Regions from separate parts of the Homo sapiens genome. Here region 2 is linked to region 1. A link is a loop called in an ENCODE intact Hi-C map of the cell type or tissue named here. Cell type or tissue: IMR-90. All regions are shown on one strand.

The links. Hi-C counts contacts between places; a loop is a spot of excess contacts. Peaks named below come from ENCODE experiments on the same cell type or tissue, not always from the same donor. Only the 100,000 strongest peaks of a DNase experiment are listed, where the experiment ranks them.
Region 2: it touches region 1 in a loop (2.3-fold over the local background); 10 of 110 quality-filtered maps call a loop at or near these places.

The regions. Positions count from the first base shown.
Region 1 is chr10:95,180,482-95,188,481 of GRCh38, reverse strand. All of the region lies in intron 3 of LOC107984257 (a long non-coding RNA gene), which reads left to right. It also overlaps the pseudogene PAWRP1. Among named protein-coding and RNA genes, the nearest start is that of ACSM6, 9.8 kb to the left of the region's middle. RefSeq lists silencers at 4,259-4,308, 4,329-4,658, 4,849-5,148. In IMR-90, a CTCF peak has its summit at 4,697 (motif pointing left); DNase peaks (open chromatin) are centred at 4,721 and 6,561; H3K4me3 peaks cover 995 bases; H3K27ac peaks cover 386 bases; H3K27me3 peaks cover 205 bases.
Region 2 is chr10:95,128,521-95,136,520 of GRCh38, reverse strand. It overlaps LOC107984257 (a long non-coding RNA gene), which reads left to right. Exons shown (of 10, transcript XR_007062253.1): 7 at 1-8,000. Among named protein-coding and RNA genes, the nearest start is that of ACSM6, 62 kb to the left of the region's middle. In IMR-90, a CTCF peak has its summit at 3,410 (motif pointing left); a DNase peak (open chromatin) is centred at 3,410.

The DNA of each region.
Region 1 (8,000 bases):
AAAATATACTTTTCTCTATGAAAAAACTTAAATAAGAGAATATGGAAAGGGAAAGAAATAAAAAATATATGAAGAAGGGTGAGATATAAACCTTTTTAACCTTTGAGACCACAGGTCATAGCATTCTTTACATGTGGTAGTGTCACATTTTTATGATATACCACATAGTGTAGTGTCAAACAGTGTGCCATACATTCTACCACGTACTACACATTCTACCACATGTGGTACACTCCATTCTTATACATTCTTATACATGTGGTAGTTTCACATTTCTTGCACCCTCACAAATAATTTTACAGAATCTTAGACTGTCAACATTGGAAGTAATCTTTATGTTGAACCCCTTATCCAGTGTTTAACTGTACTGATATAGATCAACCTCAGCAAGGAATTACTAATTTGATTTAAAAAGACATGTAGGTATTATTTCAGTGGGACAAATTCTGCTCAAGTGATGCACAAAATACATGGAAATATGAGCTGCTGCCAATACGGAAATATCCTATAGGATAGGTCAACAGACAAGACCCAGTTCTTTCCCTTACAAAACCTGTGACTTTCTAGAGGAGGCAAATTTATAACAAATTACCTGCAATTTAAGGCAATGAACTCAAATGCCCCATAAGCAGTATAAACAAAGTGCCACTGAAACACTTGCAGAGTGTACAGATTCCTTCTGGCTAATCTTGAAGATCAGAGCTACTTAACAGCGTGAAGGATAAGAGTTGGTCTCAGTCATAATCCTAAGCAAATTAATACAGGAATAGAAAAACCTAATACCGCACTTTCTCACTTATAAGTGGGAGCTAAACATAGAGCATCCATTGACATAAACATGGGAACAGTAGACACAGTGTACTAGAGTGGGGAAGGAGGGAGAGGAGCGTGGGTTGAAAAACGACCTACTGAGTACTATGCTCACTACTTAATTGCAGTATACCCATGTAACAAACCTGCACATGTACTCCCTGTATCTAAAATAAAAGTTAAAAAAAAAGTCCTCAGAAGGCTCAGGGGAATTTTGAGAGGCGAATGCGGCCATGAGCAAGGGTGGAGGTGGGAAATGCAAGACAGCTTAATTTATCCAAATGCTCAAAGATGCTAGGAAAAGAGAGGTTAGATGACCTATGAAAAATGCAGCCAAGATAGAAGCAACAACAACAACCAACAACAAAACCCCCAAAACTCTAAGAATAAACGTTTTCAAGACATTTGCCCTTTTAAAAGACTCAAAGGAAACAGAATAGGTTCTTTTGATTGGAAGTATTCAATTGGCCTAACACTGCCTAAATGATAGGGTTGTTCCTGAACACTGGACCTTTCCAGATCCCTCCATAGGTATCTGGGCCATGGTGATCAGAAGAAATTTATTAATACTTATCTTAATGGGAAGTGTCTGATCAACTCCCTTTTTCTCTTTCTCTCTCCCTGCCTTGGGTAAATCAAGAGATGACAAGTGACACATTTCACAAAGGAAATGACAATAATAATTCACCTCCTGGTCATATGTGATTCCCCCACTACAAACATTCCAGCAGAATATAGCCATTTATTTTGGTATCTGATGGGTTTCTTAGGGCTCTCATCAAACTGGCTGAACAGGGAATCCCTAGGGGCAGCCTGCCAGAGAAGAAGAAAAGGGATGACCCAGATGTTGCTAAAAATCAACAAACTCGAAATAACAGAGTGCAAAAGACATTTCACTTTTTTTCCGTAAGTTATAGGGGGTACAGGTGGTATTTGGTTACACAGACTAGTGCTAAAACCAACGATTAAGTATTAGTGTTCTTGGAGCTGTCAAGCTTTCACAAACATAAATAATGTACTCATAGGGAAACAAGGTTCACACAGGTTGGACCCCAAACTTGCAGAACTTGAAACAGGATCTTGCAGAGGGCTTCCAAGAATGCCCATGATGATTATTAAATAAGATTCCTTATGTTTTAAAAAACAACTTTATTGAAATAGAACTCATATAGCATACAACTTCCCCATTTCAGGCATACAATTCAATGGCTTTTAGTATATTCACAAATCCTTTTTTTTTCATATATATGTACCACACTTTATCCGTTCATCCGTTGATACTTAGGTTGATTTCATATTTTGGCTGTTGTGAATAGTGCTGCAATAAACTGGGAGTGCAGATGTCTCTTCGACATACTGATTTTCTTTCTTGTAGGCATATACCCAGCAGTGGGATTGCTGAATCATATGATAGTTCTATTTTTAGTTCTTTGAGGAACCTCCATGCAGTTTTCCATAGTGGATAAACTATTTTATGTTCCTACGAAGAGTGTTTGAGCGCTCCCATTTCTCTGTGTCCTTTTCAGCATTTGTTATTTTCTGAGTTTTTGACAATTGCCATTTTAATTGAGGTTAAATTATATTTTATTGTGGTTTTGATTTGGATTTATCTGATGATTAGTGATGTTAAACATGTTTGCATATAACTGTTGGCCATTTGTGTATCTTCTCTTGGGAAATGTCTATTGAAATCTTTTGCCCATTTTTAAATTGGATTATTTGGAATTTTTGTTTTTGAGTTCTTACGTATTCTTGTTAGTGATCCCTTGTTGGATGAATAGTTTGGAAAATTTTTCTCCCATTCTGTGGGTTGTCTCTTCACTTTATTTTTATTTTTATTGATGTGAAGAAGCTTTTTAGCTTGATGTAATTCTATTTATCAATTTTTGCATTCGTTACCCGTGCTTTTGAGGTCTTACTCAGGAAATCTTTGCCTAGACCAGTGTTCTAAAGTATTTCCCCTATGTTTTCTTCTAGTAGTTTCATAGTTTCCTACATGTAAGTTTTTAATTCATTTTGATTTGATTTTTATATATGATGAGGCATAGAAGTCTAGTTTTATTCTTCACGTGTCTCATTTTCCCAGTACCATTTATTGAAGAGACCATCTGTTTCCCAAGGTATGTTCCTGGTGCCTTGGTCAAAAATGAGTTGGTTGTAAATGCAAGGATTTATTTCTGGGTTCTCCATTCTGTTTCACTGGGCCGTGAAATCCTTACTTTTCGATATTATAAGTCACCATTTTCAGCTTTCCATCCTGTCAACCTTGCTGTATTTGGGCCAAGCAGGGCATGCAGGACCCAGAACTTGGTGTGGACAGGTGGGGCCAGAGCCCCTGTAGGCTGCTCAAGAAATCTGCACTGAGGTCTGCAGGGAGGACCAAATCCCCATAGATGATTCCACAAAAACACTGTTAGGTAAACCACAGTGTGAAACAGCTTGAGAAATAGAATCTGTGTCATATCCAACATTTACTCACACTCATAACTGCATGAGCGGGATACTTGAGCAGGAGGACCCAGAAGAACACCCTCTTCACCTGCATGTCCAGGTCCCCTTTGTGTCACCTAGGGCAAGAGGCTGGAAGGAGAGGCATCTGGGATAGGGGCAGGCTATGGTCGGGGCAGTGGGGTGGTAGGACCTGGACAGTGGGGGTGGTGGGGTTAGTGAAAGGTCTGGGGCAGGGCAGAGATCAGGAGGAACAGCATTCCAGCAGGGCTGGGAGACATGTCAGTAGGTTGGCAGACACAGGAGCAGGTGGCCTGGGACTCAGAGGAGCAGCTGGAGTTGGAGGAGAAGGGCTCTGTTTTCCTCCAGTCTTCTGCTTGGCTGCTGCATTAGCACCCCACTGCACCCCCAACACTCGTCTCTCCCTTGCCCTCACTTCCTGAGTCTTAAAACCAATTCCTTCATCCCCAGCATGCACCTTCCTAAGGACAGTTCCCCTCTGGATCCTTCCTAAGGTTCTAACTATTTATTTATTTATTGAGACAAGGCTTGCTCTGTCGCCCAGGCAGGAGTGCAGTGGCACCATCTCGGCTCACTGCAACCTCCGCCTCCCGGGTTCAAGCAATTCTCCTGCCTCAGCACACCCTAGTAGCTAGGATTACAGGCGCGCGCCACCACGCCCGGCTATTTTTTTGTATTTTATTTAGAGACGGGGCTTTGCCATGTTGGCCAGACTGGTCTCGAACTCCTGACGTCAGATGATCTACTCGCCTCTGAGCTTCTGATTTTTAATCCTTCCTAGCCCAGCTCCCCGCCATCCCCCCACCCCCGCCGTCCCCCCATTCTGCCTCACTTCCTCCTTTCCTGATTCCCACAATTTCCCACAATCAGTCTTGGCCTCAGATTCCCACCCTTCAGGTGCCAGGGTTCCTTGGGTCCTCCATCTCCCCTGATCCTCTCTGATTAGGGGCACGGGGTGTGAGTTGGAATTAAAGCCAGCGTTTGAGTCCTGGGGCTGGATTCTGCATTGGGTTCCGTTGTGTCATTGCACCTTCTCGTTTCCGCTCTTTCTGCCCTGCTTCCTCATCTTCAAAGTCATCTAAGATCCGCCAGCGGATGCTGACCCAGCCCGTGGAGCGCCGCTTCTCCGCACCTGCTGCTTCTCCATCTCTCCATCTTCTGCTCCTGGCCTTTTCCTGGCACTGGAGCCCGAGCTCTGAGCTCTTGCCCTTCTCTGGGGCCCCGTCCTGCTCCTCCTCGTCACCCTGGGGCGGCGGCCGGGGCCCCACGGGTCAGCGTGGCAGGGCCGACGGCGCAGTTCTCGCCCCGGGGCGGCGGCGGCGGCAGGTGCGGTGGGAGCGCCGCCTGGAGGTTGGTGTGGCGCTCATTGGTCGCGGAGGCCGCCGAGGTGTCCAGCGCCCAGGACCTGGGCTTCCTGTCTGCGTCGCTGCTGCCCCCTGCTGGGGCGGCGGGGCCCGGGTTCCGCTCTGCGGCGTGTTTTTGCGGGGCGCCTTCGCTCCTCCGGGAAGTCGGCGGTGCAGCCGCGGAGGCCGTTGTTGCTCTGGTAGCCGGTGGTTGTTTCATTCCCCTAGGGGCCGGCCGGGCTTTCGCCTCAGGCCGCCCACACCGGCTCCGGCCGCCGCCGCCTCTCGCTACCCGCGGCCCGGAGGAGGCGAGGGAACGACCTCCAGGCGCAGGGCGGCCGCCGCTCCCTCAGCAGCCGGCGGGGCAGAGGGAAAGACGCCGGGAAGCGTAAGGTCCCCGCCAGGCCCGAGGGTCGCCACGGACTTTGCCCTCTGGTTCCTGCCCAGGAGCAGCTGCCAGGTCCCCTCCCTGCCAAGCTTCTCCCCGAAAAGTTCTAAGGTTGTCAGGTCCGCCAGGAAGTGACATTTTTCTCCCCTCACTGTAAGGCTGGAAACTCTTGAATCCGGGCATTTTATGCATATTCTTAAATATGATGTTTCAGTCAAAGCCTTGATAATATAACCAATATTTCCGATTTTATCCTGCTTATAAAGAGCCGATATGTAAACGAAAATTAGAATATTTGTGAATAGTTTCCAAATTTTGGAGGGATCAAGTAGGGAGAAAAACCAAATGCTTCCACCTTTGTTTACAAGTGTGCTTTACCAAACTGATGTAAATTATAGATAACATCTGTGAGAAACCTTTCTTAAATCTAGAATACAACCAACAGTGTTTTAAATAAAAGTTATAAAAATATTATCTTAATTTCATAGATTTTTTGTTTTGCTTGATCTTGCTTAGCAGTTTTTTGAACCCTTAAGTTTATTAGAGTTCTAGGAATTTGTGTTTAGTTTATTTTTTTAAAACATTTGTTTTAATATATTTAAAGGGTATAAGTACAAGTTTCTTACATGCCTATATTGCATAGTGGTAAAGGCTGGGGTAGTTTATTGATCTGAAAGTTATCAGAAACCTGTGTTCAAGAGGACCTGTTAAGAGTTTTTTCCATGAAAAGCAAATTTGGACTATCGCTGATCGCAAATATTTTTCGAATTCAAAGCAGAACTGTGGATGATGGAAACAGAATAGCTATGATGAAAATCTGATGAAAGTTCCCAATTGACAAGGAAATTTAGTTACTTCTCTTACGTGCAGCATGTTAAGACAATAACCAGAATCATGACTGACAGCATCACATCAGGACCACCAGGCTTTTATAAATTTCATACAATCTTCAGAATGCATTAATAACATATTTATACAAATGTAACTTTAGCAAATATTTAGCGTAACAATCAAAATTATGAATCATTAAATTTTTATAAGTTTATATAATTTTTGGAACATGCGTGTCAATAACATACCTATAAATGTAACTGAAGTGGGATCTAATATCACATAATTTGACAATGCTCTCCCATGCAGTATCACAACATTTGACAATGCCCGCTCATACAGTCTACCAAATCTAATAATTTAATATCTCTACAAGGTGAGAGATCCATTCTTTAGACTCTCCAGGGACCCAGCTGAACAGTCCCGAAGTTAATTTTAAGACTTAATTTAGGATTTTTGACTCTGGGGAAACCTGTCAAAGATTGAAAACATTTGATCAAAACAGAATCACAGGTCACTGTTAAAAGAATAGTCATTTAACCAGAGACTTAAAAGCTATACAGAAAGTTATGTGGATATGAAAACTCGAACCCTTTTAAAGCTTAGTTTTCCTGAGTAATCAAAAAGGGTACTTGAATTTAATCAGACACAGGAAGAGTATGTACGGGGATATGAGTGTACACTGTATTTTAGAGGAATGTAAACAAGGAAATTAGTACCATGAGCCAGGGAATACATGGCTGTTAGTAACAGCATGGGAAGTTTCCTGGTTACATGGAACAACAATTTAGACATAGGAAGAAAAGCCAAAAGTACAGATTCAAGTTATGTTGGAGGAAAACATTGGTTTTCCAGACCTTCATGCTAACCATTTCAGTGTCAGGCCATAACAGCAGAACTAGAACCAGAGAAAAAATGTTACAGGAGTTGACAAAAATGTTGAAAGACAGAGCTACCACTGTTACCATTGTGGCCATGCAAAAAGATACACCTTTTTAAAGGGGGAGAAAACAGAAGGCAGTGGTTTATGACCTGCAATGTGGTACAGAGAAAGTTGAATTTCGGATATAAATCTGAGAAGTTTGAAAAAGAAAAATGTTACCTCTAGAAATGAAATGGCCATTCTGAAAGAAAGACACCGCATTTCCAATCTGAAACTAGGGAAGTTAGTTAGATCTCAGGAAGAATTAGAACTAGTTTAAATCTTCTATTAAATAAGATTTTAGAATTAAAAATAAAACCTCTTAAAATTTTACTAAGAGCAAATCAGTAAGCAAACTGTCATTCTAACATAGGGGACCAACTTATTTTGTTGTTTTGTATTAATGTATTTTAATGTCAAATTTCAATCTTTAGAAAGACTTCTGTTACCAAAATTACATCTTAATATCCATAACTTTCTTTACATCTGTCTCCTACTTACTAGTTCTTTTCTAGCTACTGTGAAACAACTTTTAAATGATCCCCAAATTCGATAAAAATATTCTTTTTCTCAATAAAATGTATTTTTTATGACTTTCTAATAATTTTTTTCTCACCAAGAACGCCTTATTTTTTGGCACATTGTATATATAGAATTATATGTACTAATTAAAAATTTTAACTCTTAGTAACCTTAAATTTTAGTGAAAATTTCCTTAATTTTTTAAGACGGAATCTCACTCTGTTGCCGAGGCTGGAGTGCAGTGGCATGATCTTGGCTCACTGCAACCTCCGCCTCCCGGGTTCAAGTGATTCTCCCACCTCGGCCTCCCAAGTAGCTGGGATTATGGGCATGCGCCACCACACCTGGCTAATTTTTTGTATTTTTGGTAAAGATGGGGCTTTGCCATGTTGGCCAGGCTGGTCTGGAACTCCTGACCTCAGATGATCTGCCCGCCTCAGCCTCCCAAAGTGCTGAGATTACAGAAATTTTATTTTTGTAATAAAAATAATTGTGAACCACCATGCCTAGCTGAAAGTAAGAAATTTTAAATTGTCTGTCACCTATCAGTATTTTATAGATAAGAACCATTTTATAATTTTTACAAACATATTCCCTAATATATATATATATATAATACACACACACACTTTTTTTTTTTTTCTTTTTTGAGACAGGGTCTGGCTCTGTCACCTGTGCTGGAGTGCAGTGGCACAGTCTCAGTTCACTGTAACCT
Region 2 (8,000 bases), 52 kb after region 1:
TTCACCAATGGCAGACATCCCTCCCCTCACCAAACTTGAGCTTCCCAGGTCAACCTCAGACTGCTGTGCCTACAGCGAGAATTTCATGCCAGTGGATCTTAGCTTGCTAGGCTCCATTCAAGTGGGACCCACCAAGCTATACCACTTGGCTCCCTGGCTTCAGTCCCCTTTCCAGGGGAGTGAATGGTTCTGTCTCAGTGGCATTCCAGGTGCCACCGTGTTATGAAAAAAAACTGCGGCTAGCTCAGTGTCTGCCCAAACGGCTGCCCACTTTTGTGCTTGAAATCCAGGGTCCTGGTGGTGTAGGCACTGGAGGGAATCTCCTGGCCTGGGGGTTGTGAAGACCATGGGGAAAACAGTATCTGGGTCGGAGTGCATCATTCCTCATGGCGCAGTCCCTCATGGCTCCCTTTGGGTAGGGGTGAGAATTCCCCGACGTTTTGCACTTCAAGGGTGAGGCGATGTCCCACCCTGCTTCTGCTCTCCCTCCATGGGCTGCACCCACTGTCCAACCAGTCCCATTGAGATGAACCAGGTGCCTCAGTTGGAAATGCAGAAATCACCACCTTCTGTGTCAGTCTCGCTGGGAGCTGCAGACTGGAGCTCTTCCTATTCAGCCATCTTGCCAGAAGTCCTCCATTTTTTTACATTGGTAGAGTATAACCCTCATTGACAAAATCAACCTTCTGTCAGAATAACACCTCATTCTCTGAGGCAAATGTACTTGTAACAGGCATAATAGAGCATCTGGCATGTTAGAAGTGTTGTAGATCTTGATGTGAATGGTGTTTATGAAAGTTTATACACGTGTAAATATTCATTAATGTTTATACTTAATATGATTGCTCTTAACTGCATTTATTTTATATTTCAACAGAGCAAAAGAAAACATGAAAGAACTAGATATGCAAAAAAATAAAATGACATACCAAGTATAGTGGTGCATGCCTGTAGCCCTAGCTTCTTGGGAAGCTGAGATGGGAGCATTGCTTCTGCTTAGGCATTTGAGTTATGCCTGGGTAACATAGGGAGACCCCATGTCTAAATAGAAATAAAAACAAGACACATAGAGAAGTTTGAGAATAAAATATAGACAACAGAATAAAACCCCACATTAACATAAATCTTGGAATTCTCTGAAAGTTGTATAACAGTAAATGTTACTACATATATATAGAAATAAATTCAAAGGTAAATAATACCAGCATAACAATATAAAATATTTTAAAATATTAAATGAACATTTTGCAACTAAAAATACACTAACTATAGCGAATTGCTTAATGAATGGGTTTAATACCAGATATTTCATAGCTAAATAATTCATAAATTGGAAAATAAATGAGAAAACAACATACAGTCTTAAGAAAAAAATATAGAGAAAAGGCAATGAAGAAGCTTATAGAGCTTAGGTTGAAATTAGACTTCCCAAGGAGAGATAAGATAGAATGGAGAAGAAGCTATTGAACAGATAAACACCTGGAATTTTTCAGAGCAGATTAAAGATATTGGGTTACATATTGGAGGAGAACTATGAGCCTGAAACCAGATATAAGAAAACATGTTTAGGCAGAAAATATTCAAAAGACTATAAAACACATATTAAAGAAAGTTCCTAAAAATTGAAAGAGAACAAAATGCATTTCCTTTCAAAGTAACAATACTATTGCTAACTTCTAAATAAAAGCAATGAAATTCAGAAGATGATAGAATAATATCATCTAAATGCTAAAAGGAAATAACTGCCAGTCTATAATACTTTATCCAGCAAAAAAAATTCTTTAATGATGAAGAAAAGAAAACCAGACAGGACTTCGATAAGAAAATACAGGACTTGAACAATACTATAATCAGTTGGACCTAACAGACACATGCAAAGCACTCCACACAACAGTAACAAAAAACCACATTTTTCTCAATGCATATGGAAACTTCTCCAAGATGCAACATATGTTAGTAATATATGAGTTTTAAAAAGTTATTTAGGCAGATAGTGAGAGCACAGGAGTCCTCAGTAAGGTTTTCCTTTTAATGAAAAGCAGCCCAAAATACTTTCTTTTCCTACAAATAGCAGACTGTAAAATGACTTGCAGACATAGAGAAACAAGCTGGAAGCTTGCACTGGTGAATGCCATCAGTTGTGCTAATAAGAAAAGGCTGCCTGGGACTGGGCACATTCAAAATGTCAGTTCCATCTTCCCTTCTCTTTGCCAGCCACATGTACAGTAAGGAGCAGGGAACATGGCATTAGTCAAGCAAAGATCCCATTTGCATAATAAGACGATTAGGATGGGATGGCCAGCTTCCCCATGCACTATGTAAACCTCACCCCTGGTCCAACCAATCTGTGGGCTCTATGTAAATTAGACACTGCTTCCTCAAGCCTGTCTGTAAAATCTGGTTCACTCTGCCATGGGGCAGAATTCTTATTTGGACGCCCCCTCTCTCACAAGAGAGAGAGCTATTCTCCTTTCTCTTTCTTTGGAAATAAAACTTCTACTCCTAAACTCACTCCTTGTGTGTGTCCATGCCCTTAGACTTCTTGTTGCAAGACGATGAACCTCAGGTATTTACCTTAGACAACAATGCATCTTCATACTGGGGGTGTGTCCAGGATCCCAAGGTACTTTCATTGGAATGTTGAATACAGGAGTGAAACTCAACTCTGTCCTTTCATTTCAAGGCTCTCAGCCTCCATTTTAGAATCAAATCATACCAAATACTGGGCTCCCTTCAGTCATTTAAAAATAATTAGCATGGCTGCCAGCTTTACAAGACATGGGGGAGAGGCTTGCTGGGGAAAACATGTAGAATCCCCCAGTACCCACACGTTGCTGGGCATATTGGCCATGTTTGAACCAGTTTTCTTTCAGAGGACCTAGCAATTGAATGGGGCTGGAAAAAGTTCTGAAGCAACTGAGGATTTCTGGCGGAAGCTACTCCCTGGTGTTGTTCAAAGGATTTGGACTGACCTCATCCTCTGACTGCCTGACAGAGTGTCAGCAACAGGATCTCCAGCTTTCATACTATAATTTCCTCCATTCCTGTCTGCAACCACCATGTCTCCCATCCTCTCTCTCTTTGTATGCAATGCCACAGCAATTTTACAGTTCAGGGAAGTAATCTTGTTAGGTAAGATCAGGAAATGCCATAGTAACTGAAGGTGTAGCTCAAGGGAATGCCGTTGTAATTTTCTAGGAATAGAGGGTCCCTCATCACAGTGAAGTCACTCTCTGCCCTTGGTCTGGAGAGCATATGGCATTTCCAGGTAACACTCTACCCTTGTCTGGAGAGCACATGGCATTTGAAGTTCACTCTCTGCCCTTGGTATGGAGAGCACATGACATGTCATGGTCACCCTGTGCCCTTAGTCTAGAGATCACATGGCATTTCAAGGTCAACAGCGCCACCTAGTGGGATGGGAATTCTCTCCATGAAGCACATTGTTGGTCCTCTGCCAAAACACTCTAGCCTCCAAATTCTCCTCCCTTTTTGTGCCCCTCTGCTAGAGACCAGGCTTCATGCTGCTTCTGTGAACAGGAAAACTCTGCCTTCAACAACAATTAGGAGTAAAATGTCCTCCAAAGACAAAGTTGTTTAGTTTCGATACTGTCCCATCAACTAGAAAACTGCCATTTGGTCCCTATGTTCTTTTAAGGCACCTATTCTGCCTCCAATTAAAATGGTACTGAAATAGTAAGGGGATTTTTTTTCTTTTTCTTTTTTAATTAAATTAATTATACTTTAAATTCTAGGGTACATGTGCACAACGTGCAGGTTTGTTACATATGTATACATGTGCCATGTTGGTGTGCTGCACCCATTAACTCGTCATTTACATTAGGTATATTTCCTAATGCTATCCCTCTCCCCTACCCCCACCCCATGACAGGCCCCAGTGTGTGATGTTCCCCTTCCTGTTCCAAGTGTTCTCACTGTTCAATTCCCACCTATGACTGAGAACATGTGGTGTTGGGTTTTTTGTTCTTGTGATTGATAGTTTGCTGAGAATGATGGTTTCCAGCTTCATCCATGTCACTACAAAGGACATGAACTCATCCTTTTTTATGGCTGCATAGTATTCCATGGTGTCTATGTGCCACATTTTCTTACTCCAGTCTATCATTGATGGACATTTGGGTTTGTTCCAAGTCTTTGCTATTGTAAATATACGTGTGCATGTGCCTTTATAGCAGCATAATTTATAATCCTTTGGGTATACGCCCAGTAGTGGAATGGCTGGGTCAAATGATATTTCTAGTTCTAGATCCTTTCTGCACAGCAAAAGAAACTACCATCAGAGTGAACAGGCAACCTACAGAATGGGAGAAAATTTTTGCAACCCTCTTGTCTGACAAAGGGCTAATATCCAGGATCTACAGAGAACTCAAACAAATTTACAAGAAAAAAAACAAACAACCCCATCAACAAGTGGGCAAAGGATACGAACAGACACTTCTCAAAAGAAGACATTTATGCAGCCAACAGACACATGAAAAAATGCTCATCATCACTGGCCATCAGAGAAATGCAAACCAAAACCACAGTGAGATACCATCTCACACCAGTTAGAATGGCAATCAGCAAGGGGATTTCAAGTTTGGAAGTTAATTGGAACCATTCTCTAAGGGTAAACGCTTTAACATGGGCCATAATAAGCAGGATATAGAGTTCAATCTAGCATGCACTATCCATTAAAGGAGCCTTGCTCAAATGCAAATATTATAGTTTTTCCCAAGATCCATCCTTCTAGGAGCCACAGAGGCCACATAAGTCTAGGAAGTCAAAGGGAAATCACAAGTGGAGGACTAGAGTCACATGGGTAAGCATGACTAATCTCAATTGCTTAGTTCCTCTGGTCCTGTATTTTTAAATGGCTGCAGGGTTGCAAGAATGCAGCCATGGGCAGCACATTAAATAAGGTGCTGGTACTCAGGAGCCAAGGAGGGAAATCAGTAGGTGGAGCATGCCACCACTGTCTTCCCCTCCACCCTAGGTCACACCAATAGGAAGGAGACTAAAGGGACATCTTTTTCATGCTTCCATTTCTAGATGAGTAACAGATCATCTTCGGCCTGTAGTCCTCTGGAGTGCATTTGAAAACACTGGGACTCTTTTTACCCTGAGATATGAAGAAAAGTGGCTTTTTTTTTCCCACAAAGGTGTGGCCTTCTTACCCACTTGAAACAGCCTAAACTGTGGAAGGAAGCTTTAATTTAAATTGTGTCCAAGAATTAGATCTTTTCTCCATATGGGAGGGAAAATGGCCCAAGGTCCATTATATACAAGATTTCTTTGCCCTATGAGAAAACCCAGACCTTTGCAAGCATTGCACAATTCACCCAGCCCTTCTAGCAATCATATCAGGAAGGCCCAAAGGGAATGATTCCCCAAGACTAGAAAAGCAACTTCCAGAGTGTATTAGTCTGTTTTTCACACTGCTGATAAAGATGATATACCCAAGACTAGGCAATTTACAAAAGAAAGAAAGAGGTTTAATTGGACTCACAGTTTCACATGGCTTGGGAGACCTCACAATCATGGTGGAAGGCAAGGAGGAGCAAGTCATATCTTACATGGATGGTGTCAGGCAAAGAGAAGAACATGTGCAGGGAAATTCCTCTTTTTAAAACTATCAGATCTCATGACACTTATTCACTATGACAAGAACAGCACAGGAACAACCTGCCCCCATGATTCAATTACCTCCCAGCAGGTCCCTCCCACAATACATGTGAATTCAAGATGAAATTTGTGTGGGGACACAGCCGAACCATATAATTCCACCACTGGTCCCTCCCAAATCTCCTGTCCTAACATTTCAAAACCAATGATGCCTTCCCAACAGTCCCCCAGAGTCTTAACTCATTTTAACATTAACTCAAAAGTACATAGTCCAAAGTCTGAAGTCTCATCTAAAACAAGGCAAGTCCCTTCTGCCTATGAGCCTGTAAAATTGAAAGCAAGTTAGTTACTTCCTAGATACAATGGGGGTACAGGCATTTCATAAATACAGCCATTCCAAATGGGAAACATTGACCTAAACAAATGGGCTTCAGGCTGCGGGGAAGTCTGAAGTCCAGTGGGGCAATCAAATCTTAAAGCTTCAAAATGATCTCCTTTGACTCCATGTCTCACATCCAGGTCACACTGATGCAAGAAGTGGGTTCACAAGATCTTGGTCAGCTCCACCCATGTGTCTTTGCAGAGTAAAGCCTCCTTTCTGGCTGCCTTAATTGGCTGAAGTTGAGTGACCATGAATTTTCCAGGTGCATGGTGCAAGCTGTTGGTGAATCTACCACTCTAGGGTCTGAAGGACAGTGGCCCTCTTCTCACAGCTCCACTAGGCAGTGCCCCAGTAGGGATACTGTTTGGGGGCTCCAACCCTACATTTGTCTTCTGCACTGCCCTAGCAGAGGTTCTCCATGACAGCCCCATCTCTGCAGCAAACTTCTGCCTGGACATCCAAGCATTTCCATACATCTTCTGAAATTTAGGTGGAGGTTCCCAAACTCCAGTTCTTGACTTCTGTGCACTGGCAGGCTCAACATAATGTGGACAAGGCTTGAGGCTTACACCCTCTGAAGCCACAGCTTGAGTTCTTTATTGGTCCCATTCAGCCATGGCTGTAGTGGCCAGGATGCAGGGCACCAGTCCCTAAGCTGCATAAAGCATGGGGACCTCAAGCCCAGCCCACAAAACCACTTTTTCTTTGTAGGACTCTGGACTTGTGTCAAGAAGGGCTGCTGTGAAGGCCTCTGAAATGCTCTAGAGACATTTTCCCCATTGTTTTGGGGATTAACTTTTGACTTCTCATTACTTATGTAAATTTATGCTGCTGGATTGGATTTCTCCTCAGAAAATAGGATTTTCTTTTCTATTGCATTGTCAGGCTACAAATTTTCTGAACTTTTATGCTCTATTTCCCTTTTAAAACTTAATGCCTTTAACAGCACCCAAGTCACCTCTTGAATGCTTTGCTGCTTAGAAATTTCTTTTGCCAGATAACTTAAATTCTCTCTCTCAGGTTCAAAGTTTCATGAATATCTAGGGTAGAGGCAAAAAGCTGCCAGTCTCTTTGCTAAAACATAACAAGAGTCACCTTTGTTCCAGTTCCCAAGAAGTTTATCTCCATCTGAGACTACCTCAGCCTGGGCCTTATTGTTCATATCACTATCAGCATTTTTGTTAAAGCCATTCAACAAGTCTCTGGAAGGTTTCAAACTTTCCCACATTTTCCTGTCTTCTTCTGAGTCCTCCAAACTGTTCTAACCTCTGCCTGTTACCCAGTTTCAAAGTTGCTTTCACATTTTGGGGTATCTTTTCTGTAGTGCCCCACTCTACTGGTACTAATTTACTGAATTAGTCCATTTTCACACTGCTGATAAAGACATACTTGAGACTGGGAAGAAAAAGAGATTTTAATGGAATTACAGTTCCACGTGGTGGGGGAGGCCTCACAATCATGGAAGAAGGCTAGGAGGAGCAACAGGCCAAAAAGGCTTGTGCAGAGAAACTCCCATTTTTAAAACCATCAGATCTCGTGAGACTTATTCACTATCACAAGAACAGCACAGGAAACACCTGACCCTATGATTCAATTACCTTTCACCAGGTCCCTCTCATAACACCTGGGAATTCAGGATGAGATTTGGGTGGGGACACAGCCAAACCATATCATGGAGAAATCATCTATTGAGTGTTACAGCCCTTCCAATCCCCCTTACCTGGGGCAACCTCCCACTGCACCACCAGGTGCTCTACCCCCACCACCTTAAAAACTCCCCATTTCTGCACCTTCACACTTATGCCTACAGGTAATGCCCAACAGAGGTGATGCCACAAGGGTTCAAGCTCCCTTCTTATTGCAGGACCTTAGGCAAATAAAGGGAGACTTAGGCAGATTTTTTATGACACTGTTAGGTATATAGAAGCTTTCCAAAACCTAACTCAGGTGTTTGACCTCTTGTGGAGGGATGTTATGCTGCTCCTAATCCAAA